Regions from separate parts of the Homo sapiens genome. Here region 2 is linked to region 1. The links are chromatin contacts, found by Hi-C or POLR2A ChIA-PET in ENCODE. All regions are on one chromosome and are shown on one strand. Each heading gives the region's core, a stretch centred on a gene start or an enhancer-like site at or near the end of the contact. The rest is flanking DNA. Distances are from core to core; before and after follow the strand shown.

What was found. A loop is a pair of places that touch in the nucleus more often than their neighbours do. ChIA-PET counts read pairs that join two places held with the same protein, here RNA polymerase II (POLR2A).
Region 2: a loop to region 1 is called in a map of endothelial cell of umbilical vein, with 25 times the contacts of the local background. The contact joins two enhancer-like sites. A Hi-C loop is called at or near these places in 1 of 168 maps with a recorded cell type or tissue (endothelial cell of umbilical vein). POLR2A ChIA-PET finds 5 or more read pairs at or near these places in 1 of 52 experiments (AG04450).

Annotation. Positions count from the first base shown.
Region 1 is chr14:74,986,968-74,993,462 of GRCh38, reverse strand. No RefSeq gene overlaps it. Among named protein-coding and RNA genes, the nearest start is that of EIF2B2, 13 kb to the left of the region's middle. Within about 2 kb of position 5,107, at least 3 of the 41 ENCODE cell types and tissues checked have a DNase peak (open chromatin) inside an H3K27ac peak, as active enhancers do; they include endothelial cell of umbilical vein, where a contact is called at or near this core.
Region 2 is chr14:75,253,783-75,260,441 of GRCh38, reverse strand. No RefSeq gene overlaps it. Among named protein-coding and RNA genes, the nearest start is that of FOS, 22 kb to the left of the region's middle. RefSeq lists enhancers at 881-1,140, 1,321-2,299, 147-2,721, 2,999-3,498, 3,393-3,562 and 1 more. Within about 2 kb of position 1,644, at least 38 of the 41 ENCODE cell types and tissues checked have a DNase peak (open chromatin) inside an H3K27ac peak, as active enhancers do; they include endothelial cell of umbilical vein, where a contact is called at or near this core.

The DNA.
Region 1 (6,495 bases), core at 3,858-6,357:
GCAGCTGTCTTGTGACCTGAGGTCTCAAGACTTGGGAATAAGGTTAACATGCTGAGGATAGGAGAACAGAAAAACAGAAAGAAGCTGGGTGTGGTGGCTCACACATGTAATCTCAGCACTTTGGGAGGCGGAAGTGGGAGGATCGCTTGAGGCCAGGAGTTCAAGACCAGCCTGGGCAACATAGTGAGCTCTGCCTCCCCCTTACCAAAAAAGAAGAAAAGAAAAACAGAAAGGACCTAGGCTCTTGACAATATCAACACTTAATGGGTATTTTATGTATATTAACTCTTTTCATTCTTACAAAAACCTTGAGATAGGTGCTCTTAATGTAACCATTTTCAAAAGAGAAACTTGAGGCAAAAATAGGTAACTCGCTCAATGTTACACACCTAGTAAGTGGAAGAGCTGGAATGTAAACACAACAGTCTGGCTTCAGAGCCTGAACTTTTAGTCTATGTACTGTGGTATCTTTTATTAAAATTTTGTATGAAATCAACAAAACCAGAAGTTGCCCTACCTTTAGACTCTTTATGTAAAATGATACATTTCTCTATTGTTTATATAATTTTGAATGGAGTTCTCTATCACTTGCAGTCCAAAGCAACTTGATATTGGGTATTTATCTGTTTTTAGTTGATTTGTAACATCTATTTATATACTGCATTTAAGATACCAACCATTTGACTGCCATTTGTGCTGCGATATTAGTATTTTTAGAAATTTTGTCCCAATTCTCATATATTCCTGTGGGAGCGCAAATTAAAGCACCTTTTAGTAGCTGTTTTAGTTGGGAAAACAGCAAAAGACTTTAAAATGTTCATTTATACCCTTTGAGCCAGCATATCCATGTTTAGAAATGCATTCTAAGGAAATAATCAGAAATAGGCATACAGTTATCCACAATAATATTTTTCTTTTATTTTTATTGTTTTCTTTTCTTTTTGAGACAGAGTTTTGGTTTTGTCACCCAGGCTGGAATGCAATGGTGCAATCTCGGCTCACTGCAACCTCTGCCTGCCGGGTTCAAGTGATTCTCCTGCCTCTGCCTCCTGCCTAGCTGGTATTACCGGCCTGAGCCAGTACACCTGGCTAATTTTTGTATTTTTAGTAGAGATGGGGTTTCACCATGTTGGCCAGGCTGGTCTCAAACTCCTGAACTCAAATGATCCGCCCACCTCAGCCTCCTAAAGTGCTAGGATTACAGACGTGAGCCACTGCGCCCAGCCCACAATAATATTTTTCACTTTATTATTTTTAACACAAAAATCAGAAATAAACCTAAATATTAAAAATTAGGAGATTGGTCTAGAACATTATAGTACAAAAAGTACTTTCAACCTGGCTGTTACCATGCTTGCGAGCTATATTACCTTGATATAAAGTAGTCTGATTAACATTTGGAGCTAAAATGGTATTAGCTTTATTCTCTTTATTCTCTTCTTTATTCTCTTAAACTTGGAAGATGAGCTACTTTCTATTGAAAGTAATTCTTGTTTTTGAGACTTGAAAGCTGAAAGGTACCTCAGGTGCTTTATAGTTTCCATGTATCTTTGTGATTCTTCAAAACTGAAATGGAAATTATGATTGCGTATTTGTTATATAATTATTTTCAAAACAAAAGAATGTTATAGTACAGTCATACAATGGAATATCGATTTTTGGAATTTTGATATGGTAAATGCTTAACAATAAGGAGAACTGTTGATAACATATTGTCAGTTTTGTTTATTTTCTATTTTTATTTATTTATTTTTTTTTGAGATGGACTCTTGCTCTGTCACCAGGCTGGAGTGCAGTGGCACGATCTAGGCTCTAGGCTCACTGTAACCTCTGCCTCCTGGGTTCAAGCAATTCTCCTGCCTCAGCCTCCCGAGTAGCCGGGACTACAGGTGCGCACCACCACGCCCAGCTGATTTTTGTATTTTTCATAGAGATGAGGTTTCATCATGTTGGCCAGGATGGTCTCCATCTCTTGACCTCATGATCCGCCTGCCTTGGCCTCCCAAAGTGCTGGGATTACAGGCGTGAGCCACCACGCCCGGCCGTATTATCAGTTTTAAAAGGCGGATTGCACACAATCACTCTTGAAAATAGTTGGGCAGTCCCTTTCAAAACTAATAATGAACTTATAATACAACCCAGCAATTGTATTTTTGGTGATTTATCCCAGAGAAATGAAGAACGTCTACATAGGAACTTGCAGGTGAATGTTCATGGCAGCTTTATTCATAATAGCCAACAACTGGAAACTACCCAATGTCTTCCAACTGGTGAATGTTTACACAAACTGTACATCCATACCATGGAATACAGCTCGGTAATAGAAAGGAATGAAATATCGATATATCCAACAACTTAGACTAACCTCAAGGAAATTATGCTGAGTGAAAAAAACCCATCTCAAAAGTATAGGCCAAGAGTGGTGGCTCACGCCTGTAATCCCAGCACTTTGGCATGTTGGGACAGGCAGATCACTTGAGCCCAGGAGTTCAAGACCAGCCTGGGCAACATGACGAAACCCCGTTTCTACTAAAAATACAAAAAAAAAAATTAGCCAGGCATGGTGGCACATGCCTGTAATCCCAGCTACTCAGGAGGCTGAGGCACAAGAATCACTTGAACCCGGGAGGCAGAGGTCACAGTGAGCTGAGATCACGCCACTGTACTCCAGCCTGGGTAACAGAGCAAGACCCTGTCTCAAAAAAAAAAAAAAGTGTACATACTGCATAACTTTACTTATGTAACAATCATGAAATAACATAATTATAGAAATAAAGAATAGATTAGTGGCTTCCAGGAGTTACAGATGGGTGGGATGTGTGGCTACAAAGGAGTAACACTAGGAATCTTGTGATATTAATAGTACACTTGGGTTTCTTGATTGTGGTGGTGGTTATGCAAGACTACCTGTGATAAAATTGTGCATATACACACACACACACACACACACACACGGAATGCATGTATGAAATCTGAATAAGCTCTGTGGATTGTACCAATGTCATTTTCTTGGTTTTGACATTGTGTCATGGTTGTATAAAATGTTAGCATTGGAGTAGTCTGGGGGGAAGGATGCAAGAGAGAGAAGGATATACATTTATTTGCAACCTCCTGTGAATCTACAATTATTTCAAAATAAATAGTTAAACAAACAAAACCAGGATTTATGAAATAAAAACATCTATTTAAAAGAAAATTATAAAATTATAAAGCATTACATTTGGGGGATGGTCATTTTTTTTTAAGAGACAGGGTTACTGTGTCGCCCAGGCTGGGGTGCAGGGGTCCAATCATAGCTTACTGTAGCCTCAAACTGATCCTCCCCCTTCAGCCTCCCAAGTAGTGAGGACTACAGCTACAGGTGTGGGCCACCACATCTGGCTAATTTTTTTTTTTTTTTTTTTTTTTTTTTTTTTTTGTGCAGACAGGATCTTGCTATGTTCCCCAGGCTGGTCTTGATCTCCTGGCTTCAAGAGATCCTCCCATCTTGGCCTCCCAAAGCACGGGGATTACAAGCGTGAGCCACTGTGCCCAGTGAATTTTTAAAGTAACTCTAGCTGTAATTGTTAAATGACACAATGCTAAAATAGATCTTGAAAGAGGCTGTTTAAAGTCTCTCTCTATATGTATTTTTTTTAAGACAGAGTCTTGCTCTGTCACTCAGGCTGGAGTGCAGTGGTGCAATCTCGGCTCACTGCAACGTCCGCCTCCTGGGTTTAAGCAATTCTCTGCCTCAGCTTCCTGAGTAGCTGGGATTACAGGTGCTTGCCACCACGGCTGGCTAATTTTTGAATTTTTAGTAGAGACGGGGTTTCACCATCTTGGCCAGGCTGGTCTTGAACTCCTGACCTCGTGATCCACCCGCCTCGGCCTCCCAAAGTGCTGGGATTACAGGCATGAGCCACCGTGCCCGGCCTAAAGTCTATAATTTTTTTAAAGCAGGATGTAAAAATAGTATATTTGGTGGGACCTCAATTTCACTCTAAAAATATACTTTATTTGTATGTATTATATATATATAAATATACACAATACACATATTCTTACACATACATATATATGTATATAGGTGTGTGTGTGTGAAGTGTGTATAATGACATATACTATGACATTAACAGTGACTATCTCTGGATAGTACGATTACAGGTTTATCAGAGACAATTGCTCCCAAAGCCACTCTCCCCTCCTATAGTAATAGAGTTTTAGCTGGGAAAATAGCCACCCAGAATAGAAACTACATTTCCCAGTCTCCTTCACAGGTAGATGTGGCCATGTGCCTATGTTCTTACCAATGGGAAGGTGTGGAAGTATTAACATTTTGTTGCTGCTTTTGAGAACCTTCCCTAGGAGATAGCTGGGATGGGTCTTTGGCCTCTTCATGACTTTCTCTTTCTTGCTGCATTTCTGCTCTGCCAGCTTAGGTGATGAGGATACAGGTCCTACTGTAGGGATGGCAGAGGAGTGAGCCAGAAGGAGCCTGCACACTCTGAGGTCTCTGCGGAGTGGAGCTCCCATACCAGCCTGGAATATTCACCTCTGGGCTTCATACAGCTGAGAGCTAAATAAACTTCAGTCTTGTTTAACTTCCACAGTTATCTAGGAGTTTCCATCACTTGCAGTCACACCCAACTCTAATAAAATGCAAGAATGATTTTTATTTTTATTTGTGTACTGTTCTGTATTTTCCAAAATTTCTACAGTTAACATATGCCGTTCATAATGAGAAGTAAAAGTTATTTGTAAGAAACATAAGAAATCCATCAGGCCCATTCTTTCAGCCAGAAATATGATTATGTTGATCAAATCTTCCAGATTTTCCAGAAATGTCCCAATTCCAAACATTATGGCTGATTGTCTGCATAATTATCAAATAACAGTTTCCTGGACTTAATTTGGAGAATACGGTGATTATGATGATAATTCTGAACTGGGGGCAGCAAGGCTTACTAAAATGTTTGTGTCTTTATCCTTCTGTTCCAAAGAATCTCCTTTAGGCCATAGGATCACTTCCTTTTCCTGAAGGCCTTTGACTCAACACTTGGGCATGTGAATGCACTACTGTTTTTATCCTTCTCTGATTGTTTTGGTGGATAAGTCATGTCTCTATGCAACCTGAGAACAAGTGCTATTGTAGTAGACACCTGTTGTTTTTGTCTGCCCTGCACCCGCTTTCCGTTGGGAACTGCCCTTCCTCATCTCATGTGATTTGGGTGGAACTGTCAATCCCAGCACCTCCTCGTGCCCCAAGTGGCCCCTAACCACAGGCCTGGCCCCCCACACCTGGGACTGGTCCATCATCCAACTTCCACGCTGATTGGTCATGCAAAGCCATTCAGTCCTGTGATTTGCTATATGGACCCTGGAAGAAAGCAGGTTTCTGTCCTCATCTGCTGTAAAGAGGTTGGCTTTGGACTAGCGGTGGCTACCTTTCCTGCCTCATGGGGAGAGCTTGTCTAGTGTAGGAGAAAGTCAGCCAGCTGCTCCAGGAGAAGCAAGTAGAGCCCAGTCCTAGACAGAGGGAGAAAGAACAAATGAGCTGATGATTTGAGATGAGCTGATGATTTGAGATGAGCTGACATGGGCCCTTAGATCTAGCCATGGCTGAAGGTACAGCCACCCTTGGACTTCTCAACAAATTCCCCTTTGGCTTAACTTTTTGGGTTGCTAGAGCCTTGCCTAAGCTTCTTGTGTCCTCCCAGGAGCCCAAGCCTATTTTCAGTCAAGGGAGGAGTGTGTTATTTGGTTGCTTCTGCTAAACAAGAAATTAATCTTGCTCTAAATACAGATTTATATTTTGTGGCATCTGGCTCTGTTCTTGAGCTTCCCTGACACTTTATCATGATCAATTGCTAGGAATCGTTTTTTTTGTGTGTGTGTTTTTTTTGAGAAGGAGTCTCGATCTCGTCACCCAGGCTGGAGTGAAGTGGTGCAATCTCAGCTCACTGCAACCTCTGCCTCCTGGGTTCCAGTGATTCTCCTGGCTCAGCCTCTTGACTATCTGGGATTTACAGGCACGCGCCACCACGCCCGGCTAATTTTTGTATTTTTGGTAGAGATGGGGTTTCAACATGTTGGCCAGGCTGTTCTCAAACTCCTGACTTCAGGTGATTCACCCGCCTCGGCCTCCCAAAGTGCTAACATTACAGGCGTGAGCCACTGCGCCAGGCCAATTGCTAGGAATTTGAAGGGAAAGTCTAATGACAGACACAGGTAGTGGAACCCAGGGTACGTGATTAGAAAAAAAAAAACAATCTTACCCTATTGTTAGTAGGATTGTGTATTAATTGTTGCTCTTCATAGATCAACATATTTAACATGTAACAAATATTTATTATGCACCTTTATACCAAGCACCAACATTGCATACTGGAAACAGGCCCTGTACAAGGAGAAACTCAATACTAATAAACAGATCATCCCTTATACTTTAGAGGATTTTTGCTTTTTGGTTAGAGACTTTCATTTTCCTTATCTCTTTTGGTGTCTACAACAGCC
Region 2 (6,659 bases), core at 395-2,894, 270 kb before region 1:
GATAGCAAGCATATCCACCAGAGGAGATAGAGGAAAGGAGGTAGTGGGCTAAGATTAGAGCATAGAGGACAGAGATTCCCCTTATCAACCCCAATCTATGAAACTAATTTTACTTTCTTGTTTTTAACTTGACGTTTGTATCAGTCTCTCTCTTTCTCTCTGGGTTTTAGAAACATGTTATCAGGTCATCTAAACCTTTTATGAAACATTTCAGACTTGTACGTGCATGAGCTGGTGAAGATTTATTATATTTGACACCATAACTACAGATTTTAAGGCATTCTTTTAAGCGCAACTTGACTGAAACCCCTGAGGCTAGATCGCTATCTTTTGCCAGATGTTAACTTGGTTTCACTGATGGAAACCCAGGGTAAGGTTAAAACTGTTTCTGGACACATTCGTACCTTGGAATGTTTAACTCCATCAGTATATTAGTATTAGATATCAAGAAACCTGGGCTCTTGATCTGTGTTCATCTCTGTCTTCAATTTCTTTCTGTTTCTATTGGAGAAATCAAATGGTCCCCCCGATTTGAATTAAAACAGGCGGAGAGGAAAGAATAAGATCCAATGAGCCCATAAATAGAAGTACCCACCCAGGTCCTTTGGGATTCTTTGGTATCTATTCAGGTTACAAGAAATCTGCCCATCTCTGGGTGGGAATACGGATAAATGATGTCATTCAACAGAATTAGGACCAGACGGGGAAATGTATCCAAATCCTGCAGGGGGTAGCACTGAATGCAGGCTTTAGATATGGAAAGGCCTCCGAGTGCTCTCAAGCATAAACAAGAGTAACCGTGAAGGCAACACAGTTTCTGGGATGTGACTGAGAGGGTAACGGCACTTCTGAGATGTGCTGGGGGGTGGGAGCAGGGGTTATAACACCAAATATTGGGTTGTGACAGACGCCGGGCATGAGGGCCATAATTCCCACAATGGACTAGAGCACAGTGGAACTATGTCATCTGCTGGGCTGTAATCGGTAGGAGCAAGCTGCACGTTCAGCACGTTTTCTCCTGGATCCCATCCTTGGCGACCGATCTAGACCTCAGCCTCCAGGATCTGTTAGAGAAATAAACAAGTGGGAGACAACAACCAAAACAGCAACACAGTCGAGCGGGCGCGGGAGACGAAGCTCCGCCTTTGGAAGCCTCGGGCCAATCAGAAGCCTGTTGCTGGGGCCCGGTGTTTGGCCGCCTGACGTTCCCATGGAGACGGAAGAACGTTACACACCAAACACTGGCGACGTTGACGTCTATGCATTATATCCATGGAGACGACAGAGTAAACGTCATCCCCCCACACTTCCCCGCCTCCCTTAGCGCCAGGGGCTGAGGGAGCGACGCAGGCGTCGCCGTCACGTGCTGGACGCCAGGAGCGAAGCCCGGTGGGCGGGGCCTGTTGCTATGACTGCAGCTGCGGCTGTTTGGAGCTGCAATTAGAAAGTGCTGAGGTGGCAGTGGAGCCAGAACCGATTCTGGAACAGCTTCTCCCGCCCCCGGGCCAGAGAGGGTTCCCCAGCCCCTGGAAAGCCAGGACACCCCCTAGGCTGTCCCAGCACGCCTCAGCCTCAGGTCCTGAGCCAACATCTCTCTGCGCTGCCTGTGAATCCAGACTGTGACTCCAGACTGAGGGCCAAACCGAGACCACTCCCTCCACCGTCAGTTGGCCATAATTGTCAGGGTGACCTCCCCGACCGACCGTCTCCACCGACCGTCTCCTCCAGACAGCAGCCCACAGAACAGCCACCGACCAAACTGCCTTGCCCATGAGACAGGAGCAAAACCAGCTTAGAAAACTTTCCCACTGTTGGAGTAAAACCCAGAATTCTCCCAGAAAGGAGAAGCATAAGGAACTTTGAATTTATCTTTTATACTTTAAAAGCAGCAGAACTTGAGACATTCATTCCTCGGAGCTTTGTTGAAGAATTGAGGAAGGGGTGCTTAATAATCCCATTCAAGAATAGTTCCTCTGGAAGGGAGAGAAAACTCAGAAATCCCTGAGTACTGTGATACTCCAAAATGGGAAGGCCTGGAAAAACCTAGGTCATTAAAAACTGAAGCTTAAATTTCTACATTGCTTAATTTTGTCTCAACTGCACAAGCCAACAGAGTGTGAGAAATCTCTCTGCGTGCCAGCCTCCCTTTTCGTCACACAACTCTGGAAACAGTTATAGGAAGATTGCAGCAACAAATTGTAAACAAAACCAGGTCAAGAAACAGAGGAGAGGGCCAGGCAGGGTGGCTCAGGCCTATAATCCCAGCACTTTGGGCAGCTGAGGCAGGTGGATCACCTGAAGTCAGGAGTTCAAGACCAGCCTGGGCAACATGGCGAAACCTCCTCTCTAATTAAAAAATAAAAAATAAAAATAAAAATTAGCCAGGCTTGGTGGCGGGCGCCTGTAATCCCAGCTACTCGGGAGGGTGAGGCAGGAGGATCGCTTGAAACCAGGAGGCGGAGGTTGCAGTGAGTCAAGATCGCGCCACTGCACACTCCAGCCTGGGCGACAGAGCGAGACTCTGTCTCAAAAAAAAAGAAGAAAGAAACAGGAGTGAAAAGTTGAGATGACCATGTGAAGCCAGCCAACCTGAACAAAATGTAACTTTTGAATGATAAGGCACAGCTGAGCGGCCCAGACTTTGAATTTTCTCCAAATATCATGATCTTCCATCCTGGCTGAATTTAAATGGTGTCTTTTGTATTTGGGGGAAAGCAGAGGGGATATTATTTGCTGGAATTAAAAGCAAGCCATTTGGGTGAGCACATAGTCTGTTGCAGATGGTGGAGGCATAAAGAGGGATTTCATGTAAATGAATGGCATTCGGAGTTGGCCTGGGCTTTCTGCATTCCTCCACCAACACATATCCAATCCCATTGTCTATCTCTGAGAAATCAGCACCTCAGGGTCCCTTCCCTGTTACTCCATAGTAGCCCTCCCTGGGCCCCCATTCAGATATTTTGCCACCTGTCCACAGAGCATATCCGTTGCCTTTCAACATTCCCTTGCTCCATCCTCTGACCTACCTATTACTCACTTCCCCGACATCCTTCCCTAAACACTTCTTGACTCCCTTCCCACTCAATTGCCACTCCCCAGGATTTTACCCAGTTGATCATTGCTCCCCAAACCCTTGCCCCATCCACTCATCCCCACCATAAAGTTTTTCATGTCTGGTCCTTACTTAATAGAAGACAGTAGCTTATTGGAACTTCTGTCCAGTTCCAAGCAGAGGAAGAAGGGCACAGTGAGTGGAACAAAGCCATGATCAGCCCTTCAGGAAAAAAAAACCCTGGCCGGGCACAGTGGCTCACGCCTGTAATCCCATCACTTTGGGAGGCAGGCGAATCACTTGAAGCCAGGAGTTCGAGACCAGCCTGGCCAACATGGTGAAACCCTGTCTCCTAAAAATACAAAAGTTAGCCAGGTGTGGTAGTGCAGGCCTGTAGTCCCAGCTACTCAGGAGGCTGAGGCAGGAGAATTGCTTGAGCCTGGAAGGCAGAGATTGCAGTGAGCCAAGATCCCACCACTGCCCTCCAGGCTGGGCGACAGACTCTGACTCAAAAAAAGAAAAAAAAAAAAGGAGAAAAGAAAAAAGAAAAAAATATTGGCCGGGCGCAGTGGCTTACGCCTGTAATCCCAACACTTTGCGAGGCTGAGGCGGGTGGATCACCTAAGGTCAGGAGTTCGAGACCAGCCTGGCCAACATAGTGAAAACCCGTCTCTACTAAAAATACAAAAAATTTAGCCGGGCGTGGTGGCGCACACCTGTAATCCCAGCTACTTAAGAGGCTGAGGTAGGAGAATCACTTGAACCTGGGAGGCCGAGGTTGCAGTGAGCCGAGATTGCGCCACTGTACTCCATCCTGGGCAACAAAGTGAGACTCAGTCTCAAAAATAAATAAATAAATAAAAATAAAAACAAAAACCCAGATAGTAGTTGAGATTCATGCTATATATCCAACCATAATGCAGATTCTGCTTATTACAGGATTATGGGCAAGGTAGCAATTTACTAATTCTGGTATTTTCAGGGAAGAAATGACAATTTCTACTTTTTTCTGTCAACGAATGGTTAAGCTAGACTTCTCTTTTCTAAACTCCACCTAGAGCATAAAAGCAGCTGGAAAAGAGAGAAACTTCAAATTCAGGTTAATGAGAAAGCCTGATTTATGGGTAGATTAGATTGAATCAGTTTTTGACATGGAAATGAAGTGGTTTGTGTTTTGTTTCAGATGGGAAAGCACTGATGCAATTTACCTCTAGGCACAGAAATAACCCATTTTAGGCCTGGCATGGTAGCTCTTGCCTGTAATCCCAGTACTTTGGGAGGCTAAGGCAGGCGGATCACCTGAGGTCAGGAGTTCGAGACCAGCCTGACCAACATGGTGAAACCCCGTCTCTACTAAAAATACAAAATTAGCCAAGCATGGTGGCGCATGCCTGTAATCCCAGCTACTAGGGAGGCTGAGGCAGGAGAATCACTTGAACCCGGGAGGCAGAGGTTGCGGTGAGCCAAGATCATGCCGTTGCACTCCAGCCTGGGCAACAAGAGCGAAACTGTCTCAAAAATAAAAAATAAAAATAACCCATCTTGTCATCTAGAAAAGAAGTGGAACAGCAGTCCTTCTTATCTCCCTACTTGAAACGCAGAGTTAAGTTCGAATAAGATGGTCGTATTTACTTTGCCATTCTCTCTCTTGAGGTCTCTCTTTCAGTCCTTCAGGCTAATCAAGGACCCAGCAAGCCACTGACACAGTGTATGAGAAGGAGAAAATAAAGGCAAGATTTATCTAATACTTTTGATATGCTAGGACTATGTAGAGTACTTGAGAGTACTCTATGTGTTATCTCGTTTTATCCTGTTAATATCCATGAGAACTAGGTCTTCATGTGCCCACTTTTACAACGGAAGAAACTGAGATTCAAGTAGTTAAGTAAGTACAGAGCCAGGACATCTCCAATGATGCCATGGAATGCATGGAAAACCTCCACTTGGATCATTCCACGAGCTTTCTTTTCCATAGGGAGACTCTAGCCCCCTTTTCCAAACTTTTTTCTTTTTCTTTTTTTTTTTAAAGAAGGGAAGATTGTGAGATCTGCTAGAGCTTCATGAAAAGGTGCTGACACCACAAAGAACACAAATTCATCCCTGCCTTCTGGGACTAGCCTATATTTCCTCATTGGCTCAAGATCCAAGGAGGCAAAGAGAGACATGCCCCAGAGCACACGCAGCAGAAAGGTTTGGGTGGTTCGGGGAGACTCTGACCTGCCCCAGGCTAGGGAGGGCACTACCTGAGTTCAACAGCTCCCTGGACAGCTCCACACAGATTTATCTGCAGCTGTCACTTACAACCAGCTCCTCCTTCCTCTTCTCCCTCCTCCCCAATGCCTGACCCTGCAGGGAAGCACGTCCAGCACGAATTCTTTCAAACCTCAGCTACCTTTAGGATTTTTATGTGTCTGAAGAGTTCCCTTCTTGACAAGCAGCATTAGTCAAGTCCAGTAGGTGGGAAGGGCATTTCCCGGTGATCCTGGGCTTGGAGGAAGGGGAGACCCTTCTCCCTCCCGGCTTTGGCAAGCAACCATAGAGAGGTCCATGTGGGTGGCAATGAATACAGACAAGCCAGAGGGGTTCTTGCTGGACAGGAATGCCCACGGGCCACACCTTCCTCAGCCCTCAGAGCACTTCATCATGTCTGGACCCGTGAATGGGGTGGCAGTGCCAGGGAGTGGGTTCTCCCAGTGTCTGGCTCCAACAGCTGGTTTACTGTGATGATTCTATTTGTGTTCCCTGTGTTCTGTTTGGCTTGGCAGCAGGGAAGGAAGAGGGCAACAGGTTCACTCCAGTTTGTACTGGGTTGTTCCTGCAGCCACACCCGGGCATTAAAGCAGGCGGCTTGCACCCTGGATGCCTTTACCTGGGGGCCCTTGGTGTGCAAAAGCAAAGCGTGGGAAGTATTTCCTTTTCATGGGCCAGCCAGGTGTGGCTGGCATTTCACCTATTCCTGTATTACTAACGTCATCCAGATTCAGGTCAAAGGGCAGGTTTCCTAGACTCCCATCACGCTGAGATCCGGGATCAGGGGATGGTTGATCAAGTCCATTTGGGCTGGATTACCTGAGTTCCTACTACTCATGGACACTTAACTCCTGCTTCTAAAACAAAATCTGTCCAGGCACAGTGGCTCATACCTATAATTCTAGCACTTTGGGAGGCTGAGGCAGGCGGACCACTTGAGCCAAGGAGGCCTAGACTGCAGTGAGTTATGATCATGCTACTACACTCCAGACTGGGAGACAGAGCAATACCTTGTTTGTTAAAAAAAAGAAAAGAAAAGAAAAGAAAATTCTGGACCAAGCGCAGTAGCTCATGCCTGTAATCCCAGCACTTTGGGAGGCCAAGGCGGGCGGATCACCAGAGGTCAGGAGTTTGAAAACAGCCTGACCAACATGGAGAAACCCCATCTCTACTAAAAACACAAAATTAGCTGGGTGTGGTGGCACATGCCTATAATCCCAGCTACTCGGGAGGCTGAAGCAGGAGAATCACTTGAACCAGGGAGTCGAAGGTTGCGGTGAGCCAAGATCACGCCATTGCACTCCAGCCTGGGCAACAAGAGCGAAACTCTGTCTCAAAAAAAAAAAAAAAAAAAAAA